Regions from separate parts of the Homo sapiens genome. Here all the other regions are linked to region 3. A link is an interaction called in ENCODE POLR2A ChIA-PET data of the cell type or tissue named here. Cell type or tissue: CD4-positive, alpha-beta T cell. All regions are shown on one strand. Links, peaks and the distances in the headings refer to the core of each region. The heading gives the core; the rest is flanking DNA.

Evidence for each region. ChIA-PET counts read pairs that join two places held together with the same protein. Peaks named below come from ENCODE experiments on the same cell type or tissue, not always from the same donor. Only the 100,000 strongest peaks of a DNase experiment are listed, where the experiment ranks them.
Region 1: POLR2A ChIA-PET joins it to region 3 with 11 read pairs; 13 of 35 experiments call an interaction of 5 or more read pairs at or near these places.
Region 2: POLR2A ChIA-PET joins it to region 3 with 18 read pairs; 11 of 35 experiments call an interaction of 5 or more read pairs at or near these places.

What each region holds. Positions count from the first base shown.
Region 1 is chr9:131,652,493-131,659,643 of GRCh38, reverse strand. The region is part of intron 1 of RAPGEF1 (Rap guanine nucleotide exchange factor 1); the gene reads left to right. Among named protein-coding and RNA genes, the nearest start is that of RAPGEF1, 84 kb to the left of the region's middle. RefSeq lists enhancers at 1-279, 2,614-2,693, 3,861-4,361. In CD4-positive, alpha-beta T cell, for the core only: no CTCF peak of the experiment used is centred there; DNase peaks (open chromatin) are centred at 1,153, 1,953, 2,443 and 2,983; H3K27ac peaks cover 2,801 bases.
Region 2 is chr9:131,582,263-131,589,413 of GRCh38, reverse strand. RAPGEF1 (Rap guanine nucleotide exchange factor 1) reads left to right here. Exons shown (of 27, transcript NM_001377935.1): 20 at 428-613; 21 at 1,388-1,472; 22 at 1,584-1,678; 23 at 4,818-4,896; 24 at 5,002-5,103; 25 at 6,712-6,809. Among named protein-coding and RNA genes, the nearest start is that of PRRT1B, 40 kb to the right of the region's middle. RefSeq lists an enhancer at 1-64. In CD4-positive, alpha-beta T cell, for the core only: no CTCF peak of the experiment used is centred there; a DNase peak (open chromatin) is centred at 3,823; H3K27ac peaks cover 1,454 bases.
Region 3 is chr9:131,729,816-131,736,966 of GRCh38, reverse strand. The region is part of intron 1 of RAPGEF1 (Rap guanine nucleotide exchange factor 1); the gene reads left to right. Among named protein-coding and RNA genes, the nearest start is that of RAPGEF1, 6.7 kb to the left of the region's middle. RefSeq lists silencers at 1,151-1,445, 3,091-3,385, 3,762-3,811 and enhancers at 1,151-1,445, 1,742-1,871, 7,060-7,151. In CD4-positive, alpha-beta T cell, for the core only: no CTCF peak of the experiment used is centred there; DNase peaks (open chromatin) are centred at 2,506, 3,146, 3,796, 5,186 and 1 weaker place; H3K4me3 peaks cover 3,330 bases; H3K27ac peaks cover 4,894 bases.

The DNA of each region.
Region 1 (7,151 bases), core at 893-5,892, 77 kb after region 3:
TCCACAATTACCTGAGGAGGAGCTAGGTCTGTGGCTATGGCTTTCCTCTAGGTGAGGAACCGGAGGCTCGGGTAAAAAGTTTGCCCAGGTTAGTGGCCGAGCTGAAGTTAAAACAAAGACACACAGGCCTGGCGTGATGGCTCACACCTGTAGTCCCAGCACTTTGGGAGGCTGAGATGGGAGGATCCCTTGAGCCCAGGAGTTCGAGACCAACCTAGGCAACATGGCGAAACCCTGTCTCTACCAAAAATACAAAAATTAGCCAGTCTCGTAACCTGGTCTCAAGATAAAATAAATAAATAGATTTAAAAAAAAAGCCACAGACTTCAGCTCTGCTGCCTCCTGTGCCCATAGCCCTCTGTCTCCATCTTTACCTTGCGGTCCACAAAATCCTAGACAAGTGAAAAGACTTTTAAAAAATTGGAAATCCTCATCTTTAAAAAAGCTTTTCCTAATGTCCTCAATCACGCCTCCACTCCATTTGTCCTTTTTATGCATTTGGAAAATGGGGAATGTTTATTAAGTAAGTGATCTCTAAATCCTTCCCAGTGCTCGACTTCTGAGCCCAGTAGAAGACAGGGAATGAGGAATTAGCCACAGCGTTTCTCAAGATTGGCTGCCTCAAAGTTGTCCACCTTGCCCTTGACTTTGTGATCCCGTGTGGTTGATGTTTAGAGACTCCCCACCATCCCTGGTGAGAGATTAAGTTGAGACAGAAACCACTGCTAAGTTGGGAACCCAGCTGCTGCTACAAATGACACAGAAAGAAGGCCAGTTGATAGCCACATTTGTCAGCAACAGGCAGAGACCATTGTTAAGCCTGGCCGAGGGGCAAGTTAAAAATTTAAGAATGAAATATTGGCATCTGGCAGACCACTTGAAGAAATTGGGTTGGCTTTGATGTCTTTTTGCTCTGCTTGGTTTTCTGTTGAGACATGATTCTGTGAGCAGGCTACATCCTCTCCTCCGGCCCATCCTCTTTCTCTCTCGGTAGAGAAGGACATTCATCCGACAGCCAGATCTGTAGCCTGCGATGGTTGCCCAAGAAAGTGGCTGCTGTTGGTAACATCACAGTCAATTTATACAGAAATTGTTTGTAAGCTCATATAAGCCACCCTTCCTCTGGAAGGAATGACTAGCAGATTAGTCACTGGGAGTCTCTGACCTTGGGGTAAATGTAACATGGAGCAAGAGTCTGAGGCTTTCTGTTCTCAAGTTCAGGTGAACTTGAAGTTGCTCTCACAGATTAGATAGATCACAATAAAATACACCAGCATATGGCATTTCCAGGTGAAGGAGGACTTTTGTGTCCTTTCTTAGACATGGCCATGTGGGAAAGTTTGCATGTCTGGCAACCCCAGGTGCCGGGAGGAATATGGAGCAACTAGGACTCTCCCAACCTTGCTAGTGGGACTGTAAAGTGGCATAGCCACTTGGGAGAATTGTTTTGCAATATCTGTAAGAATCAATGTGGCATATACCCTACAATCCAGCCGTTCTGCTCTTAGAGGACTGTTGGCATGTGTTCCAGGAGACATGTATGAGCAGCATTGTTTATTAAAGCAAAAATGCTGGAAGCGACCCAGTGTCCACTGACAGGAGAGCAGATAAATAAAGCTGGGATTATGGAATCTACGGAATTTCTCAGCATTGAAAACGAAATCACTGATACACCCCAGCATGCCTGAGTGTCAGGCCTGCTATTGAGTAAAAAACAAGAGCGTGAGAATCTTTACAATATGCCATCACTTAGGTAACGTTCACAAACTTATAAGTTAAACTGTATATGTCGATATAAACTATCCTGAAAAGTAAGGGATGATAAGTCTGAAAGTCAGAGTCGGGCTGCCTGTAGGGAAGAGATGTGGCTGTAGAGGAGCACATGGCAGCACCAGTGGAATCCATCCGCTTCTCGAGCTGCACCATCCAGTGTGCCAGTCACCAGCCCCAGGGGCTGTTTACACAGTTAACTCACAGTTCAGTGCCTCAGCCACAGCAGCCACAATCAGGCCTCAGTAGCCACTAGTGCCTGTCGTGTTAGACAGTTCAGGTACCGGCCGCCTCCATCGCTGCAGAAGGTTCTGTTTGCTAGGCCAGATGGTGGGTGCCTGGATTTGATTCATTCTCTATAACTTGTACATATATATATTTGTATGAAATCTTTAAATTTTTTGTTTTAACTTCAATTCTAGAAAATTACTAAAGAGACGCATATACAAATTCTACAGTGTAACTTCCTAAGTGTGAAAAGCAGGGGAATAGCAAGAGAGCAGTTGGTGGCACTGCCTGCGACGCAGCAGTCATGTGGGAACACTCCCTTCACGTCGCCCTCCATCCCAGATGATTGACGTGCATGAGAAAGGGGCAGGGAGAGTGCATCTGTCTGTCTGTCTGTCTGTCTGCCTGCCTGTCTGGAGCCGTTGGCGAGATTGCCCTAACAGCAGTGTTCATGTGAGGGCACCTGTCGTTTCCTCCCCACCCTGCTATCGCAAAGCATTATAGTACCTCCTCAGCACTCAAAGGCATAGTGTGAATGACCTTGAGAATCACCTGAAGCCTGTGCTGCTAACCCAAGGTTTCAAGAAGGATGTGACAAACATACTGTCCTAGTTAGTGCTGTCCTCGATTTCCAGCGTTGAGAAGGTTGGTTGTCATTTGAAAGAATCTCTTCTCTCTGCCTGATTTATGGCTTCTTGTGCTAGAGCTGGCTGTGCTGAGGTGGATACCCTGAGGAGGGAGATTTATTGGTAGGCATTGCACTGTCTTTAGGTGCTGACATGTTTTCCCAGCCTTGCCCAAGGCAGACAAGAATTGTGAGTGCAATAATAAACCTCTTGAGTTCCATCAACAGCTCATAGGCAGAAGTGCCCTTAGTTGGTCCCTGCCCTTGCATGAACCTGAGAGGGTTTTTTGGTGATCGACCTCTACACCTCACTTGTCTACCCCAGTTCCGCCGTGGTCATGACGGCGCAGTTGTGAATCTTGCCAGCTCCTCAGCCCCATGCCTGCCTGAACAGCAACTCAGGGCAGTAGACAGTGGAGAAAGCGGAAGTTGGCTCACCCAGCCTGAAGATCTTTGAGCACCAGAGAACCCACGCATCCTGCCCAGACTTCCCCATTTGTGTCTGCTTTCCCTGCTTCAGTCCTACTCAACAGGATACAAGTCACATGGATTAGGAAACTGCTCTGACAGCCCATCTGACTTGGGAACCTGCCTGGTGAGGGAAGAGGCTGTGTCTTTTAGGGACACTGTGGGGCTGCCATCAGAAGACATGGAGTAGGGACAGCAATAGGATCCGTATGCAGGGAGGCAGGTTAAACCAAAGAGGGAAATAGACTAATAGGCTAAAAGCCAGATTGAGACTTCTGGTTCAGTGCCAAAGGAAGAGAAGAGTGGGCATTTATAAGGTCTCATTTACTTAGAATAGTGAGTTAAATGTTCAGTGTTGCAGAATAACTGGATGAAGATCTGGAAGCAGCTGGGAAATAAGAATTCGGTATCTATCGACCTTGCTATGCATCCAAGCTCCTTGTGTTGAGCGGGTGCCGTGTGCCAGGCATTTTGTGAAATACCTTATTGTATTATCCACAGTAAATATCTCATTTAATCTACATCACATCAGCCATCTCAAGAAATATAATGTTATCTCACTCATTTTCCAGACAAAATAAGGGAAAGATTTAGAGAGATGATATCTAAGTATTTGAATGCAAACATTCTGACTCCAGTGCACACCCCCCTTTTAGAAAATTTTTTGGCCGGGCGCGGTGGCTCACACCTGTAATCTCAGCACTTTGGGAGGCCAAGGCAGGTGGATCACGAGGTCAGGAGATCGAGACCATCCTGGCTAACACGGTGACACCCCGTCTCTACTAAAAATACAAAAAAATTAGCCAGGCGTGGTGGCAGTCGCCCAGGCTGGAGTGCAGTGGTGCAATCTTGCACTGCATGCTCTGCCTCCTGGATTCACGCCATTCTCCTGCCTCAGCCTCCCGAGTAGCTGGGACTATAGGCATGTACCACCAGGCCTGGCTAACAGTGCACACCCTCTTAAGCATCACATGAAGGATTAGACTGTTCACATCCATGTTGAAGTATAAAGAAGGAAGTATAAACTGTAAATGGGATCCACCCTGCTTGGGTGAAGAGAGAGAAGAGGCAGGACAGAGGGGAGCGGGAGAAGTCACACCATCCCAGTTCATTTGAATGCGAGGGATGACTGCTGACATATGAGGGCTGGTGTTGAGAGCCTCCTGACCCTGTTGAGCTGTTCCAGGTGAGCTAGCCAGGTGCAGCAGCTTCCTGTTGACTTGTGTCCCCATCTGGGGACTAAGAAGGGCTTTCTGCAGCTCTGGCCATCACACAGCTGTGAAGCTGTTTGGTTTGACCACATGTGAATGCGGGTCAGGCCCTGGCTTTTCTCTTTGGTCCAGAGCGCAGTGGGTGCCTAGGTAATTTGCAAAGGGCAGGTAGTTTATCTGATCCTGCCTGGCCACCTGGAAGGTCTTTAGCAAGGGAACTGAACTTTGGCCTTGTTAAGTCACGTGCAGCAATAGTAGACAGAGTGAGAGCCATGTAGTGCAAGGTGCCGTGCTATTTATTTGGAGGGTTGTTTTGTTTGGTTTTCTGGTTTGTTTTGTTGTACTAAATTGCTGGAAAAACTTGACAGAGGGAGTGCTTTTTATTTTTAAAACTACAGGTATTTATTTTTCCATTGCGTAGGACAGTGTTTTGTTGCTTAATTTTCAGCCAATTTCAAGTATTTCTGCTGTTACTAAAAGAAGCAGTCTTCTTCCTGGGATATTTTTGTTGTTGGTTGGTTTCTTCATTTGTTGAATATATGTTTACTGATTATCTTCTATGGGCCAACTGCCATGTCAGCACTGGGAAAACAGGCATGAACAAGACAGGTACAGTCCTCAGGGAACTTGTCCCCCAAGCCTTTATTTTTTTGAGACAGGGTCTCGCTCTGTTGCCCAGGCTGGAGCGCAGTGCTCACTGTAGCCTCTAACTCCTGGGCTCAAGCAGTCCTCCCACCTCAGCCTCCTGAGTAGCTGGGACTACAGGTCTGCACCACCATGCCCAGCTAATATTTTGTAGGTAGAGACAAAGTCTCACTCTGTTGCCTAGGCTCCAACTCCTGGGCTCAAGTGATCCTCCCGCCCCAGCCTCCCAAAGTGCTGGAATTACAGGCATGAACCACTGCGCCCAGCCATACTTGCATTCTTGTGAGGAGACAGGTTTAAATAAATCGATTAATAAGATGTTTTCAGACACTGGAACTGGTTGTAATAATGCTGAGATGAAGGAAGACTGCCAGTGGGCTTTTTTAAAAAAATAGCTTTATTGATATATAATTCACATATCATACAATTCATTCAAAAAGGGTACAGTTCTTTTTTTTTTCTAGTAATTCACTGGGCTATACAACCATCACCATATTCTAATTTTAGAATACTTTTGTACACCAGGAGAAAAAACTCCATACTGATTATAGCAGCCCCTCTCCATCTCTGCCCCGTCCAGTCTTAGGCAACCACCAATCTACTTTCTGTCTCTATGGATTTGCCTATTCTGGACATTTCAAATGAATGGAATCATACAATATATGGTCTTCTGTGGCTGGCTGCTTTAGCTTAAATAATGTTTTCAAGGTTCAACTGTGTTGTAGCTGATCCGTACTTAATTTATTTTTATTGCCAAATAATATTCCATTGTATGGATATAATACATTTTATTTAGTCATTCACAAACATGGACATTTGAGTTTTTCCCACCTTTGGCTATTATGAATAATGTTGCTGTGAACTTTCCTTTGACTTACCTGTACAAGTCTCATGGATTTAGGCTTTCATTTCTCTTGCAAATCTGCCCAGGAGTGGAATTTCTGGGTCACATGTCAACTCTGTGATCTTGTGAGAAACTGCCCGACATTTTCCAAAGCAGAGAAACCATGTTACATTCCTACCAGCAATGTGTAGGGCGTTCAGTTTCTCCAGTCCTCACCAACACTTGGTACTGCCTTTTTTATTAGACCTAGTGTGCGTGAAGCGTTACATTTCCTTAATGGCTAATTATGTTGACCGTCTTTCCATGTGCTTATTGCCAATTTGTGTATCTTCTTTGGAGAATGTCTGCTCAGACTCTTTGCCCATTTTACATTGGGTTACATGCCTTTTATTCTAGAGCTGTAAGAATTTTGTAATGTTTTCTGTATACAAGTCCCTTATCAGGTATAGCTGACCCTCCATATCCGTGGGTTCTGCAGCCTCTGCTGATTCAGTCATGGTCAGAAATATACAGGGAAAAACAATAAAAATAACAGTGTAATAATGCAGATTTTAAAATAAAGTATAACTATTTACATAACATTTACATTGTATTTGGTATCGTAAGTAACCTATAGATGATTTGAAGCATGTGGAGGATGTGTGTCATACACAAATATTCCACTGTTTTATATAAGGGACTTGAGCATCGTGGATTTTGATCCCCGCAGAGGATCCTGGAACCAAGCCCCTGAGGATGCTAAGGGATGGCTGCATATGATTTTTAAATAGAGTCATGCTCTGCATAACGACATTTCAGTTAGTGACAGACCACATTATAACATATGTAGGGCAGACCACATTATAATCTTATGGTCCCATAAGATAATCATAAAGCTGAAAAATTCCTGTCGCCTCGCCTGATGTAGCCATCATTACATCCAGCGCAATGCATTACTCACCTGTTTGTGGTGATGCTGGTGTAAATATATAGCACATATGGTTATGTACAGTACGTAGTACTTGATAATAAATGACTATGTTACTGGTTTATGGATTTACTCTACTTTTTATCATTATTTGAGAGTATGCTTCTGCTTACTAAAAACAAAAAAGTTAACTGTAAAACAGCCTCAGGCAGATCCTTCAGGAGGTGTTATAAAAGAAGGCATTGTTATCATAGGAGATGACAGCTTCTTGCATTTTATTACTCTGAAGACCTTCCAGTGGGACAAGATGGGGAGGTGGAAGATGGTGATACTGATGATCCTGCCCCCGTAGACCTAGGCTGATTAATGTGTGTCTGTCTTTGTCTTTAATGAAAAGTTTTAAAAGTGAAAAAAAAATAATAATTTTTTAAATAGAAAAAAGCTTAAAGAATA
Region 2 (7,151 bases), core at 893-5,892, 150 kb after region 3:
GTAAGTGGCTGTGCGGCTGGGAAATGGCCACGTGTGGACAGTGCTCAGCAGGGCAAGTTGGGGAGCATCTAGTCTGAGAGGCCGGGAAGTCTTGGTGTCTCATTGCCCAATGGGAGCAGCAGCTCCCCAGGGCGGGATTCGTGTAGGACTTGTCCCTGCAGCCCAGGCCCCAGCACAGTCACTGGCGCTTGTCCAGCGCCAACAGATGGCTGTTGAGTGTGTGGCAGGTGCTTGTGACCATCCCAACACCTCCAAGGACACAGGCAGCCATCCCAGGCTCTCGTCTCCTGCTCTCTTCCCATGAGAAATTTCCCAGCCAGCTCTGTGCCGGTCACAGCCCCGTGCCCTTTGTGTGTCTCAAGGCAAAGACAGACTCTGCCTGGGCCTTGCGTTCCTGCTCCTCACCTTGTGCTCTTTTGTCCTTCAGCCTGGTGGAGTTGACAGAAGAGATCCTGAAGCTGCTGATGGAACTGGTCTTCCGCCTGGTGTGCAATGGGGAGCTGAGCCTGGCCCGTGTGCTCCGGAAGAACATCCTGGACAAGGTGGACCAGAAGAAGCTACTCAGGTGTGCCACCTCCAGCCAGCCCCTGGCAGCCCGGGGGGTAGCAGCCAGGTGAGAAGCCCACCTCTCCAGCCCTGCCTCTTCCCCAGGAGCCGTGCCTTTCTCAGTTTACCCTCCCTCCCTGCCAGCCCCACAGCCCCATCCTGGTTCTGCACAGGCCCTTTGATGAGGTGCCTCAGGAACAGCCCCGTGGATCCCTGGGGGCTGGGCCTCTTCTCCAGGAGGCACATATTGGGTGGTGATCCCTTTGTGACCAGGAAGCGGGCAGCAGGGCATGGGGCTTCATAGGACAGGGCAGGAGTGCACACACCCTGGGCTGTGGTCAGTTCTGGGTTGTCCCAGCACGAACATGGCAGTGGTTGATGCCAGTCTGTGGCCCGTCCCCTCGACACCGACGGTGAGTGTCATTTGCACCTATACATGTCTGTTGAGTAGTGGGCTCCTTCCAGTGAGCGCATAGCCTTCGTTTCTTTGGCACCATCTCTGTTCTTGCTGGCCACCTGGAAGTGGGCTCCAGCCGTGAGCGAGCCTTCTTGGCATCTCAACTGTCCATGAGCTCACGAGGGAAACTCAGGCTTCTGATTCCAGAAGCTGCTGGACATACCCAGCAGAAGCAGGAGAGAAAGGCAGACAGTGTCGTCCCGGAGAGAGGCAGGAGGCCATTAGGGCCCCAGGGAGCCTTTTGGGGCTTCCCCGCCCTGTAGCCTCCACGCTCCTGCTGGGCAGAGAGGCTCTCCTGCTCTGACGCCCGCAGCCCGGGCCTGCTCAGCCCTCCCCACCGGCCTCCCCACCCCTGACGGCTCTTCTCACACCTCTGTCTTCCAGGCCGGGGACCTTGCACGACTTTCACAGCCATGAGATAGCGGAGCAGCTAACGCTGCTGGATGCTGAGCTCTTCTATAAAATAGAGGTACAGGCTGCTCCTGCCAGGGGGAGCCACACTGTTTGTCCCTGAATGAGAGAAACCCCCATCAGGGGAAAGCCGGGGCTCCACCTCCATCTGCCTTCTTTCCTTTTGTAGATTCCTGAGGTTTTGCTTTGGGCAAAAGAGCAGAATGAGGAGAAGAGCCCCAACTTGACCCAGTTCACGGAGCACTTCAACAACATGTCCTACTGGTAAGAGAGGCCCAGCGCCAAGCCCTGTTGCTCTGGATGGTGGCACGTCTGGGTGGGCTCTGCGTTTTCCTTTGCAGGGAGCTTGAATGGTAGGAGAAGGAGCTGCCTCTTTCATTCCGCTAAGCTCCTGGGGGTTCCCATGAGCACTGACAGGCTGAGGACAGGGGCAGGGACAGGATGGGGCTTGCTGGAAGTGGCCACCTGGTCGAGGAGGCTCAGCAGGGAAGAGTGCCAGGGTCGAGGAGCGATGTCTGCCATAGGTGGTGTTGGGAAGGGCGTGAGTTTGCCCTCCTGCCCTGGTCACTGCCAGGCAATCTCAAGCTGATGCTCACACTGACTCTGCCTGACAGAACAGTTAGCAAAGGAGTGGGCTCTATAACGTTAATGTTTGCATTTAGTCTTTAATTCGTGTGTGTGTGTGTGTGTGTGTTTGAGACGGAGTCTCGCTCTGCAGGTGTGTGTGTGTGTTTGAGATGGAGTCTCGCTCTGCAGGTGTGTGTGTGTGTGTGTGTGTTTGAGACGGAGTCTCGCTCTGCAGGTGTGTGTGTGTGTTTGAGACGGAGTCTCGCTCTGCAGGTGTGTGTGTGTGTGTGTGTTTGAGACGGAGTCTCGCTCTGCAGGTGTGTGTGTAAGACGGAGTCTCGCTCTGCAGGTGTGTGTGTGTGTGTGTTTGAGACGGAGTCTCGCTCTGCAGGGGTGTGTGTGTGTGTGTGTGTGTGTGTGTTTGAGACGGAGTCTCACTCTGCAGGTGTGTGTGTGTGTGTGTGTTTGAGACGGAGTCTCGCTCTGCAGGTGTGTGTGTGTGTGTTTGAGACGGAGTCTCGCTCTGCAGGTGTGTGTGTGTGTTTGAGACGGAGTCTCGCTCTGCAGGTGTGTGTGTGTGTGTGTGTGTGTTTGAGACGGAGTCTCGCTCTGCAGGTGTGTGTGTGTGTGTGTGTGTTTGACGGAGTCTCGCTCTGCAGGTGTGTGTGTGAGACGGAGTCTCGCTCTGCAGGTGTGTGTGTGAGACGGAGTCTCGCTCTGCAGGTGTGTGTGTGTGTTTGAGACGGAGTCTCACTCTGCAGGGGTGTGTGTGTGTGTGTGTGTTTGAGACGGAGTCTCTGCAGGTGTGTGTGTGTGTGTGTGTTTGAGACGGAGTCTCGCTCTGCAGGTGTGTGTGTGTGTGTTTGAGACGGAGTCTCGCTCTGCAGGTGTGTGTGTGTGTGTGTGTTTGACGGAGTCTCGCTCTGCAGGTGTGTGTGTGTGTGTTTGAGACGGAGTCTCGCTCTGCAGGTGTGTGTGTGTGTGTGTGTTTGAGACGGAGTCTCGCTCTGCAGGTGTGTGTGTGTGTGTGTTTGAGACGGAGTCTCGCTCTGCAGGTGGGTGTGTGTGTGTGTGTGTGTTTGAGACGGAGTCTTGCTCTGCAGGTGTGTGTGTGTGTGTGTGTTTGAGACGGAGTCTGGCTCTGCAGGTGTGTGTGTGTGTGTGTGTGTGTGTGTTTGAGACAGAGTCTTGCTCTGCAGGTGTGTGTGTGTGTGTGTGCGTGCGTGTGTGTGTGTTTGAGACGGAGTCTGGCTCTGCCGCCCAGGCTGGAGTGCAGTGGCGCAATCTCGGCTCACTGCAAGCTCTGGCTCCCCTCAAGCTCCACCTCCCGGGTTCACGCCATTCTCCTGCCTCAGCCTCCAGAGTAGCTGGGACTACAGGTGCTCGCCACCACACCCAGCTAATTTTTTGTATTTTTAGTAGAGACAGGGTTTCACCGTGTTAGCCAGGGTGGTCTCAACCTCCTGGCCTCGTGATCCACCCACCTCAGCCTCCCAAAGTGCTGGGATTACAGGCATGAGCCACCGCTCCCAGCCTAGTCTTTAATTCTTAAAGCAAAATGAATCCCAGTAATGTGTTTATAAACCAGAGCTCTTGTCTCTTCAAGAGGCGACAAAGCCCCCATAGCAGCTCAGCATCAGGCAGGACCCCCTAGAGCTCAGCAGCTGTGCCACCCCCACCCACCCACTGTTGCCTCCAGGAGAATGTCTGATGTGTTTTAAAGGCCCCGAGATCATCTCCCGTTTGCCTATCTTCCTCCCCACAGAAGCACTCCATCCTGGGGAAAAGCATGTTTAGCTATGGCAGTCCAGCGTAGGGTTTTGCCCAACAGGATGTGGTTTCTAAAGCAGACGGAAGCTGCACACAAGGCCCCAAGCCTGGCTTCTGACACCAGCCTCTGGCTGGGTGCAAGAAGCTCAGGGGCACACTCCACAGGGCCTGGCTGCACAGAGGTGCGAGTGCAGTGGCTCACATCTATAATCCCAGGACTTTGGGAGGCCGAGGCAGGAGGGTCACTTGAGCGCAGGAGTTCGAGACCAGCCTGGACAACATAGAGAGACGCCCCCCCCCTACAAAAAATTAAAATTAGCCAAGAGCAGTGGTGCACACCTATAGTCCCAGCTACTCGGGAAGCTGGGGCAGAAGGATCAGTTGAGAACAGGAGTTCAAGACTACAGTGAGATATACTCACAGCACTGGGTGACAGATCAAGACCCTGTCTCTTAAATAAAAAAGAAGAACCAGCAGTGCAAAGTGCGGCACCACCTCCAAGTGACCCTGGTAGTGGCCCCTGTGAACCACAGGAAATTGAGGCCAGGGTGACATCCCTGCTGCATTTATCACACAGATGAGACTGGCCTTTGGCTTTGGTCTCGGCTTTGGTTGCTACTAAGGTTCTGAGAGTTTCCTTCCCTCGTGGCTGCCCAAGGTGACCTCTTACCTCACGTGCTAGCGGGTCTCCCCGAGCCAGTCCTGCATCACACAAGGAACTTGCCCAGCCCCCTGGTACTTGGGGCCCATGCTTGTCAGGAAAGGCTCTGCTTTCATCCTCCCATGCTCCACCTGCAGATTCGAAGCCCCCTTTGGGCCTTCACCAGATTTCCTTATGGTCACCAGATTTATTGTCACCAGATTTCCTTGTGCCTCTGTCCCAGGATGTTATGAGCTCCTGGAGAGCAGAAACTAGATCTATGCCTGGGGCAGGCTGCAGGTATTCAGTAGGGGTGGGCTCGTGGCCACTGGCATGGGGGTCGTACAGGTCCTGTCTCCACCAGGACCCCTGGGACCTGCAGGGACTTGTCAACTCAGCTGTTTCTTTTTCCCTTGGTCCATGCAGGGTCCGGTCCATAATCATGTTACAGGAAAAGGCCCAGGACAGGGAACGGCTGCTCTTGAAGTTCATCAAGATCATGAAGGTAATGGTGGCCAAGTCCTTCCCAGGCCCCCATCATCAGTCCCTGCTCTGGGAGCCCGGGACCCGCCTGCCCTCCTGCCTCACGGCACCGCCCCTCTCTCGGCAGCACTTGCGGAAGCTGAATAACTTCAACTCCTACTTGGCCATCCTCTCTGCCCTGGACTCGGCGCCCATCCGCAGGCTGGAGTGGCAGAAGCAGACTTCAGAGGTGAGTGGCCTTGGGGCGTGGGCGGGAGGGTGGCTGGTAAGGGGGGCCGCCCAGCCCTCAGGCGACTAGCTGTGGCAGAAAGTGCTCCCACTGGAGCAAATGCTGGGCCTAGGCCCCTGCTCTGCCACCGACATGCTGTGTGACCAGAACAGCTGCCCTCCCGCCTTCCTGTCTCTGATCCCCAATCTTCAGGCCCCCGGGAGCTTCGAGGTTGGTTCTGGGGTGGTCACATCCCGGTGTTCTGCTGCCACCCAGCAGGCCCATCCCTGGGTTCCCGCCTCCCCCGCCCGCCCTCAGCCCGTTCTTCTGAAGGGTCTGCTTCGGGCCGGGCACTGCGGTAGGTGCTGGGGACGCACTGTGAACAGCCCAACATGATGTTGGGTGAGTTTCTGCTAGATAAGCACTAAAAGAAGAAGGGTGGGCAGGTGGGCCAGCCCAGAGGAAGTGTCACTCATGCCACCATCTGCAGAGGAGGAGGAGTTTCCTGGGAAGGGAAGAGAATCAAAGGGGACAAAGGAGTGCACAGCCAGGAGCAGGTGGGGGTCAGCACCTCCAGGGACAGGAGGAGGCCAGGGGACCACATCCCGGGAGAAGGGGACCAGTTCTAGGTCATGAGAGCCTCAGGAGCCTGGTGAGGAGTTGGACCTTTATCCTGTGTAGGGAAATAATATTGCAAATGGGGGCAAAACCCATGGCTTTTGAGTGTCAGCCAGGCCACCCAGGGGTCATGTCAGGGACCCAAGTTCAGCCAGGCCACCCAGGGATTGTGTCAGGGACCTGAGTGTGACCAGACCACCCAGAGGTCATGTCAGGAACCCGAGCGTCAGCCAGGCCACCTGGGGGTCGTGTCAGGAACCCGAGTGTGACCCAGGCCACCCAGGGGTCATGTCAGAGACCCGGGTGTCAGCCAGGCCACCCAGGGTCTTCTTGTTCAAGCCCATGTTCAGGGATGGTTGTAAGCTAGTGTATGGGGAGAGGTGGGAAATTCACACGGCCTCTGCATGGGGGGTCCTCAGGAGGCAGCACTTCAGGGAGAGGCACGTAACAGGAGAAGAGGCAGGAGAGGGGCCTTCTGAGTGGGGCAGGGCTGGCTGAGTCTCCTAGGTGGGAGCCCCCCACCCCTGCAGGAGAGAAGCCACCCAGCCCTGGGGAGGGCGAGGTCACATGCTATCTTTAGTTGGTCCTCCCTGAGTACAGGGCAGAGCAAAGGCAGCTCCGAGTCAGGAGTGACGCCACTCAGTGTGTGCCTGGGAAGCTCCTCTGGCTGCACCGCCGAACAGGGCCAGGCAGGAGCCCATCTTCCGGGATGTCGTATACACACAAGCGCTGGCTGCCCAGGCACAATGAGTACTGTGGGGTGTTTCTCCACAAAACGGCCTGAAGTCCCCTGTGACCAGGGGTTGGGCTGACACTCGTTGAAAAGGACAGAATCCCTGCTGGCCAGGGCCAGGACCCACACCTGGCTGGGTGTTTGTGCGTAGTGGGACCTGTGGAGTTGGGCAGAGGGTGGTTGACCCTCCAGTTAGTGAGGAGGACCAGGGCTCTGCCCCAGCATTGCCCCAGCACTCGCTCACCCCTGTCCGGTCCTGTCCTGTCCTGTCCTGCCAGGGCCTGGCCGAGTACTGCACACTGATCGACAGCTCGTCCTCCTTCCGAGCCTACCGGGCCGCCCTCTCGGAGGTGGAACCGCCGTGCATCCCGTACCTGTGAGTAGCAGCCCCTCCAGGCCCCCAGCCCCGCCTGGGTTTGCCTCCATTGCTCTGGGGAAGATCTGTCAGGCTCCAGCAGAGAAATCTTAATTTAGGGGTTTCTAACGGAGACATTTGTACTTGGTTTTACTTAAGGTTCTTGTAATACAGTTATAATGCATAATATACAATACATATATATAATATAATATATAATGCTTCTTATAATACAGTTTAAACAGAAAAGAAGCGCTCAGGTGAAGAATACGGGTTCTCCTTTCCCAGCCCCCAGCCCCACTCTCATTTCCTTCTGTAGCCTGCCCGTGAGCATGTGCAGCCATGCTTGTGACAGATGTATGG
Region 3 (7,151 bases), core at 1,354-6,353:
TAGATTTCTGTTGGAGTTTTTTTAATGGACTTCCCACTATTCAGTCTCCAGAGGAGTATTTGATTCAGAGGAGAGGCCCTTAGGTGAAGTGGTGGCAGAGCCTGACACCAGGCAAACAATTGTTGTGATTGGAGTTTTGCTGTTTTGTTATCTCAAAGCAACAGAAACGTTGCTTAAATATGTTCATAATCTCCTCTCCCTGAAAGTAGAAGAACCAGCGTTTTTAGTTCTCAGTGCTTAAGGCATCCAGGGTTTTTTGGGTAAACAGGAAACCCCTTCACATCCCGCATAGTGTGCAGCTCTGGCCTGTTCCTCATCCCGCCCCCTTGCATTGCCTGATACCTCCTTGGTGTGCAGGACTCTCCTTAACCCCTGGGGGAGATCTTTTGAGTCATTGCTGTTCTTTGGGACATTTTCTTTCTCATGCAGCAGTGCCTGGCTGGGGCAGGGCCTTGAGGGGTTCATCCATACCTATGTATATCCTCAGAGAATACACAAGGTCATAGGCCTCACATTTGGGGGTCCCAAGTGCCATGGGGAATCAAGACAGTCTGGGCCAGAGGGTGGCACAGGGACAACTTGCTGGGCTGGTGGGGGCCTGTCAAGTGAGGCCTGGTGGAGAAAGGTTGAATTTGGAGGGCCAGGAACAAGCTGGGATGCAGGGGAGGCTTTCTAAACTCTACAGTGCTTCTAGAGATGACGAGGAGGTAGGGAGTAGAAGAGAGCTGGACAGATTAGGGAGCTCCCAGGGTGAGCTTGTGGGCAGGCCTGCAGAGGAGAAGAGGCTCTTCCCTAGGAGCTCAGAGGGATTTGTTCTGGAAGACTGATGGGAGATGTATGCAGCTGTTTAGAGGCTGCTTTGGAGAACAAATGAACATGGTTCTGGTTGTGCAAGCAGTTACTGTGGTTCTTTTTGCTCATATATCTTCCAATAAAGACATTGAGCGAGGAGAGTTGATACCGTCATGTTTTTGGAGCTTAAGCACAGACTGGCAGCTGCGGGCTGGATTCAGTCCACAGATATGTTGGGTTGGATCCGCACGTGTTCTTGAGGAAAAAAACAAAAGAATTGATGGTCAATATTGAAAAATCAGGAAGTCACTCAAAAATCTCAAAAGCCTGGTTCCTGATTTCCTTGAAAAATGAGAATCTCTGGTAACTCTGAGCGCTTGTTCCTGCCTACAAGGCAGCTATGGGCAGGAGTCAGGTGGCGGACACTCCCACAGAGCCCCTCACCACTCCCACAGCCAGCCACACCTCCGACGGCCCACTTGGACTTTTGACATTTGCGTTTGCATCCCCTCCTCGGAGAAATGATTCATGTTTGTTTGTTTTTGTCTGGACTTTGAAACCTTTGCCCCATCCCTTCATTGACTCATTACTCCATCCCTCATTCATCAGGGATTGAGCACCGGCTCCATCAGGCTCCGTACAAGGCTCTGGGGACTCAGTGGTGAACTCAGCAGATGTCGTGCTGCCTGCCCTGAATACAGGCATCCTCTGTGTGTCACAGGGTGAGCAGGAAGGTGGCAAGAGATCAGACTTGCAGTGGGGAGGGATGGTCAGGAAACTCCTGTGCTCCTGTGACAAAATGGGACTTAAGGTGAGAGGCGGAGGATGGGTCCACTTAGCTGGGCACAGGCAGTGGGGTAGGGGACCAGTCTCCTGGGGTGGGAGCAGACCAAGGCCTCCTCAGCTGAAGGGAAGAAGGTCCTTGGACTGCATGTGTCAGTTTCAGTCACTCATTCCTTTCTTCCCTCCTTCAGTGGCTTCACTCATCGCCTGCCTCACGGAGCAACCTCCTGAGGGCCTGGAGTTGTTCTTGTTCTTGGGACACAGCAAAGATCCCGGCCTCCTGGGCCATACCTTCTAACTGGGCTGGCCATAAGTTAAGCAGTTTTGTATGTATGTTTTTAAAGTCCCTTTCCTTCCTCTCTGTGCTCCCAGCGAACCACAGGCTGGCTGGGAGTTTCATCATTTACCAGACCCTCCTGCCAGCGCTGTAGCTCCTGTCACCTTGGAGCAGTTCACTGGGCCTGCTAAAGTGGCCACAGGCTTGCCCAGCACGCTGCCTGAAGATGGAATAAATAGGTGTCTCACGCTCAGTGTGCTACGGTTTCAAATGTGTGAAGATGCTTTTATTGTAAATCGAAAAGAAATTTATAATGACTGCATTTCATGGTCACATTTTTGTCATGATATATTTTCTCAGAACAGATACTAAGAGTACAGGCCCTATGATGTAGGGCTACTCATTTTTGTGGCCTGAGAAAGAGGTCCTCTTAGATTGGCAGTCATTGTATTTCGATCAATTTTAAACTCGTCAAATTTGTACTTCCTTTTTCCTCCATAGTTAGGAATTTTTGTCGTCAAAGTATACTCAGTCAAGCAATGAGACATTTTGATGGCACCTGCTCTGCCTCCTTTCACTCACCCGTTTTAACACTTACTGAGTGCCTCCTTGTTGGCAAACACCAAGTGATGCCTCGTGGCAGGGAGCCAGCAGGAACCTGTCCCTGGAGGCCACAGTCCAGGGGTAGAATCAGAACGATCTTGAACATCTCTGCAATTTCCTGTGGTTTTCAGAATGCATTTATAGACTACCTCATTTCATTTCATCCTCACAACAGCCCAGGGGGTGAGGGCAGGGCGGAGTATCCCTCTTTTGCCCCTCAGGGCAGCTAAGGCCCAGGGAAATTTGGTTGTTTGCCCAAGGTCATGCCCTGGAGAAGTGGAATGGGGAACCGGCCCCCTTTCTTGCCTTTATAGAGCACTGGTTAGAGCCTCCCTGGTTGCTGGGGACACAGCTTTCCATCTTAATTCTTCAGGCTTCTCAATCTCTTTTCTGATCTTTGAAAAAAAAGATCTACCAATGAAATTAAGGGAGGCTCACTACAGTCTTTAGACTGCGTCTGATACTCGTAATACTAGTCACATTAACAGTGCTGTAGAGAGATAAGAAATAGCACTAATGCCAGCTAAGTGTGTTTTTAGAAAAATCAACCACAGCAACCCCAAATGTTTCCTGGTCTCCAGAGCAGCTGTTGGCAGAGGCGGTTTGAATGGGATTCCTTGTAGCCAAGAGACCTTATAGGAGGTCTGTAGAGATGAGTCATGTGTGAGCTTGCAGAAAAATGTCTCCCAAAGTAGCCCGGATTGGAGATTGCCTTGAGTGCCAGGCTGGGTCTTACCTCAGGCCAGCTGAGCGTGTTCCCCATGGCCAGGATAAGATCACGCTCTGGAAAGAGGAGAGGCCTGACAACCCACCGCCTGCCCCACCCCGCGGCCGCCTCGCCGCCGGGACAGGTGTTCCTCTGACTCGTCACCCGTCTTGCCCCAAAGGCTGTTTTATGAGTAAATAAATAAAACCCACCGTTTGTGAATTATTAAGGGATCTGTCATCCAGCAGGCCAGTCATCTTAGTTTCTGGTCATCTGTTTGAGAACATCTTAGTTGTGTCCTTGGGTGATTCTTACCCTTTCCTGGGGCTTATTTTCCCCATCAGTGCCAGGAAGGAGTGGGACTCAAAAGGAGCGCTCCTCTGTTTGTGTTTTTAAGCTGTAGCCACTGCCCCCGCCAACCCCGCACCACCCCCCCCCCCGCCCCCGCCCCGGCTTTTTTAAATTTTAAGTTCTGGAATACATGTGCTGAACGTTCAGGTTTGTTACATAGGTATACATGTGCCGTGGCGGTTTGCTGCACCTATCAACCCGTCATCTAGGTTTGAAGCCCCGCATGCGTGACTGCAGGCCCTTTTTTATACATAAGAAGGCCATTAGGTAACCACTAATGGGGAAGCCTCTTTGAATGCAGTCCTTCCTGCTTAGCTGTGGCCGAGGCTCCTCCTTGGACCCTCCACCCCAAACACAATGTGAAAACCCACTTCCTCGATGCTCTCACAGCTGCCTCTACCAAAATCAACTTCCTCTGGGCTCTTTGTGCCTTCTCTTCCTCTAACATATAGTAAATTCCATGGAAATGCCCCAGATCAATGCTTGAGTAGAATGATGTTTCACTCATTCAAAATCAAAGCCCCAGTTTCCTTTCTGCAAGTTAAAAAATCAACAAGTGAAATGTTAAACAGATGATTAGCTCCGTGAGGGAGTGTGTCTACCACTGCGGTGCCATTACGGTGCCTTGAACGCAATAGGTGCTCAGTAAATACTTACTAAAAGAATGAGTGAATTTAGTTAATATTATCATAGAATGAATTTTAGTTTCTGGTTCCAAGTCTCAAATTATCTTTAGACGTAGCTTATTGTGGTTTCAAATTGCCAATTAGGATGTTTCTTGGTACATTAGTAGGACCAATATCTGATCAGTGGTGTGCAGTTAGTTGGGGGTTCTGTGTTTTCCTGTAGTCCTCTGAACACTAATGATGAGGTTAGGATCAAATTCCCAGAACACCACTGGGAGAACGCCAGGACACCGTGAAGGCTGAGCCGCCACTCGGTTCTGATGCCGCATCCATTGGTCAGTGCACGTTCTTTGAGCTTCCACTTGAGTGCACGTTCTTTGAGCTTCCACTTGAGTGCATGTTCTTTGAGCTTCCACTTGTAGTGACTGCCTGGTTCTTTGGGATGTGCAGGAGCAAAGCGCTCTTAGGTAATGCTCGTTCTGCCCTGTGTTTACAAACCAAGGCCTGTGCCAGCTCTACTCAGCCTGACACCCATAATGAGCACCATCCCAGGAATCCCTGTCCCTACTTGTTATTTTTTTTTTTTTCAGTTGGCCTTTGAATGTGATTTAGGACTGGCTTCCTGCAGCATTACTCTCTTTTCCCAGGATGACTGTGCAGCGTGTGCTGTCTAGGGCTGGGGTGCAGGCTGTTGGTGTGCCTCTGGCACCCCCTTCCTTCTTTGTCAAGAGGCATGGGCAGTATTTTCTTGCTACTTCCCCCTCCTCTGTGAGCTAAGGTACAGGGGGGGAGGTTCATCTGAATTTATTAGAAATCTGCTGTCTGCTGGTCACAATTCCTTTCTCCCACTTTCTTCTCCCAGGCTGTAGTTTGAAAGACAGGTGACAATTCTCTGAACCCAAGTCCCACCCTGCAGTCTGGACTGCTGCTTCCCGGAACACCACGACTCCTGTAACAGCTTAGACTTCTGTCCCCACAGTCCCTTAGCAGCAGCTTTCTCTTTGCTTTTCACTGGCTTGCCCAAACCACACAGTGACTTTACTGCATATTAAGTTTTGTGATCAGGCGATTCTGCAGTGCTTTTAAAGCGTAGAAATGGAGCACTGAGCACAGGATGCTGTGTGGTTTGCCCAGGGCTGGGTTCAGAGGGGCGGATTTCAGGCATTTGCTCTATAGCTTTTAAAATTTGTGCCACTGATGTGGACCTGACAGATGCGATTCCCAGCCACACACTGTATTGTTAAAAACGGAGCAGGAGTGTGACACTGACAGTAACTGAGAGAAGGAAGGACATGGAATGAGAAGAGAGGACAGCTGACATCCAGTGGAATGTGACCGTGTTAAATAGCCACTTAGCTGACCCCAAACGAGCAAACAAACAAAACCCCTGGTTGGAAACAGTGGTTGTATTTATTTGCTGGTTATCACATGCGCCCATCCTCCTTCAAGTGATGGTTCTGAATAAATAGATGGATGATTGTTCATGAGTCATGGAATTGGCTACTCTCAACCCCTCCTTTCAATAATAAATACAAATAATAGTAGTAGCTGATGTTCATTAGGCACTTACCACGTGCTGTACCAGGCTCGCTTCTGTATATTTTACACTTGTGGTTGCATTTAATCCTTACAATAGGAGAAAGGTACTGTTAACTGTTCTCATCCTACAGAGGAGGAGACTAAGACACAGAGCTTTTCTTTGAGACCTGAAAGAGTTAACATTTGCACATAGTCATATACTGAGTTGGGGCAAAGTTAGGACTAAAGCCCATCTGACTATTCCCCATGCATCTATATTTTTATTGATTCTGATATTATTCTCTTGGCTGTGTGACTTGGGTGAAAATGAGCCTTCATGTTTCCAGGGACCCCTCTGCCACAGAGGCAGCTGCTGCACTAACAGGACACCCCATCATCCTGAGGATTCCTTCAGAAGACAGCTCTCCTCCTGACTGTCCTGCTGGAGCTCACAGGGGGCTGCGGAAGCCTTGCTTCTGGCTGGGTGACCGTGGGCAAATTGCTTAATCTCCTGAGCCTCAGGTGCCTTTGTTGTAATTTGGTAGGGTGGATAAACCCACCCCGGAGCCCTTTCTAATGCTGGTTCTTCTTCTTTTTTTTTTTTTTTTTTTTTGAGATGGAGTCTCACTCTGCTGTTGCCCAGGCTGGAGTGCAATGGGGTGATCTCGGCTCACTGCAACCTCCCCCTCCCAGGTTCAAGCAATTCTTCTGCCTCAGCCTCCCAAGTAGCTGGGATGACAGGCGCCCGCCACCACGCCCGGCTAATTTTTGTATTTTTAGTAGAGATGGGGTTTCACCATGTTGACCAGGCTGGTCTCTTTGGCCAGGCTGGTCTTGAACTCCTGACCTTGTGATCCGCCGCCTCAGCCTCCCAAAGTGCTGGGATTACAGGTGTGAGCCACCTCCCAGCCTAAGGCTGGTTCTTTGGGAGTCTAGACTGCAGTATGTGGGGTGGACTTATTGAGGCTTGTTTTGTTGATGATTTTTAATGGCAGTAAATGTTGGATAGCACTTAACTAATCATCAAAATAGCTTTTGAAACATTTTTGTACACATTAGTTTCTTTGTTGTTTTGGGCTTTGTTAATTTGTTTCTTTTTTTTTTTTTTTTTTTTTTTGAGAGGGAGTCTCGCTCTGTTGCCCAGGCTGGGGTGCAGTGATGCAGTCTCGGCTCACTGCAAGCTCCACCTCCCGGGTTCACGCCATTCTCCTGCCTCAGCCTCCTGAGTAGCTGGGACTACAGGTGCCCACCACTTCGCCTGGCTAATTTTTTGTATTTTTAGTAGAAACGGGGTTTCACCATGTTAGCCAGGATGGTCTCGATCTCCTGACCTCGTGATCTGCCCGCCTCGGCCTCCCAAAGTGCTGGGATTACAGGCGTGAGCCACTGCGCCCAGCCAATTTGTTTCTTATCATAAGTATGGAGTTGCCCAAGATTTTTCCCAGATGAGGATGATGGCAGCTCACATTTATTATTTCCTGTGTGCCGGGAACGA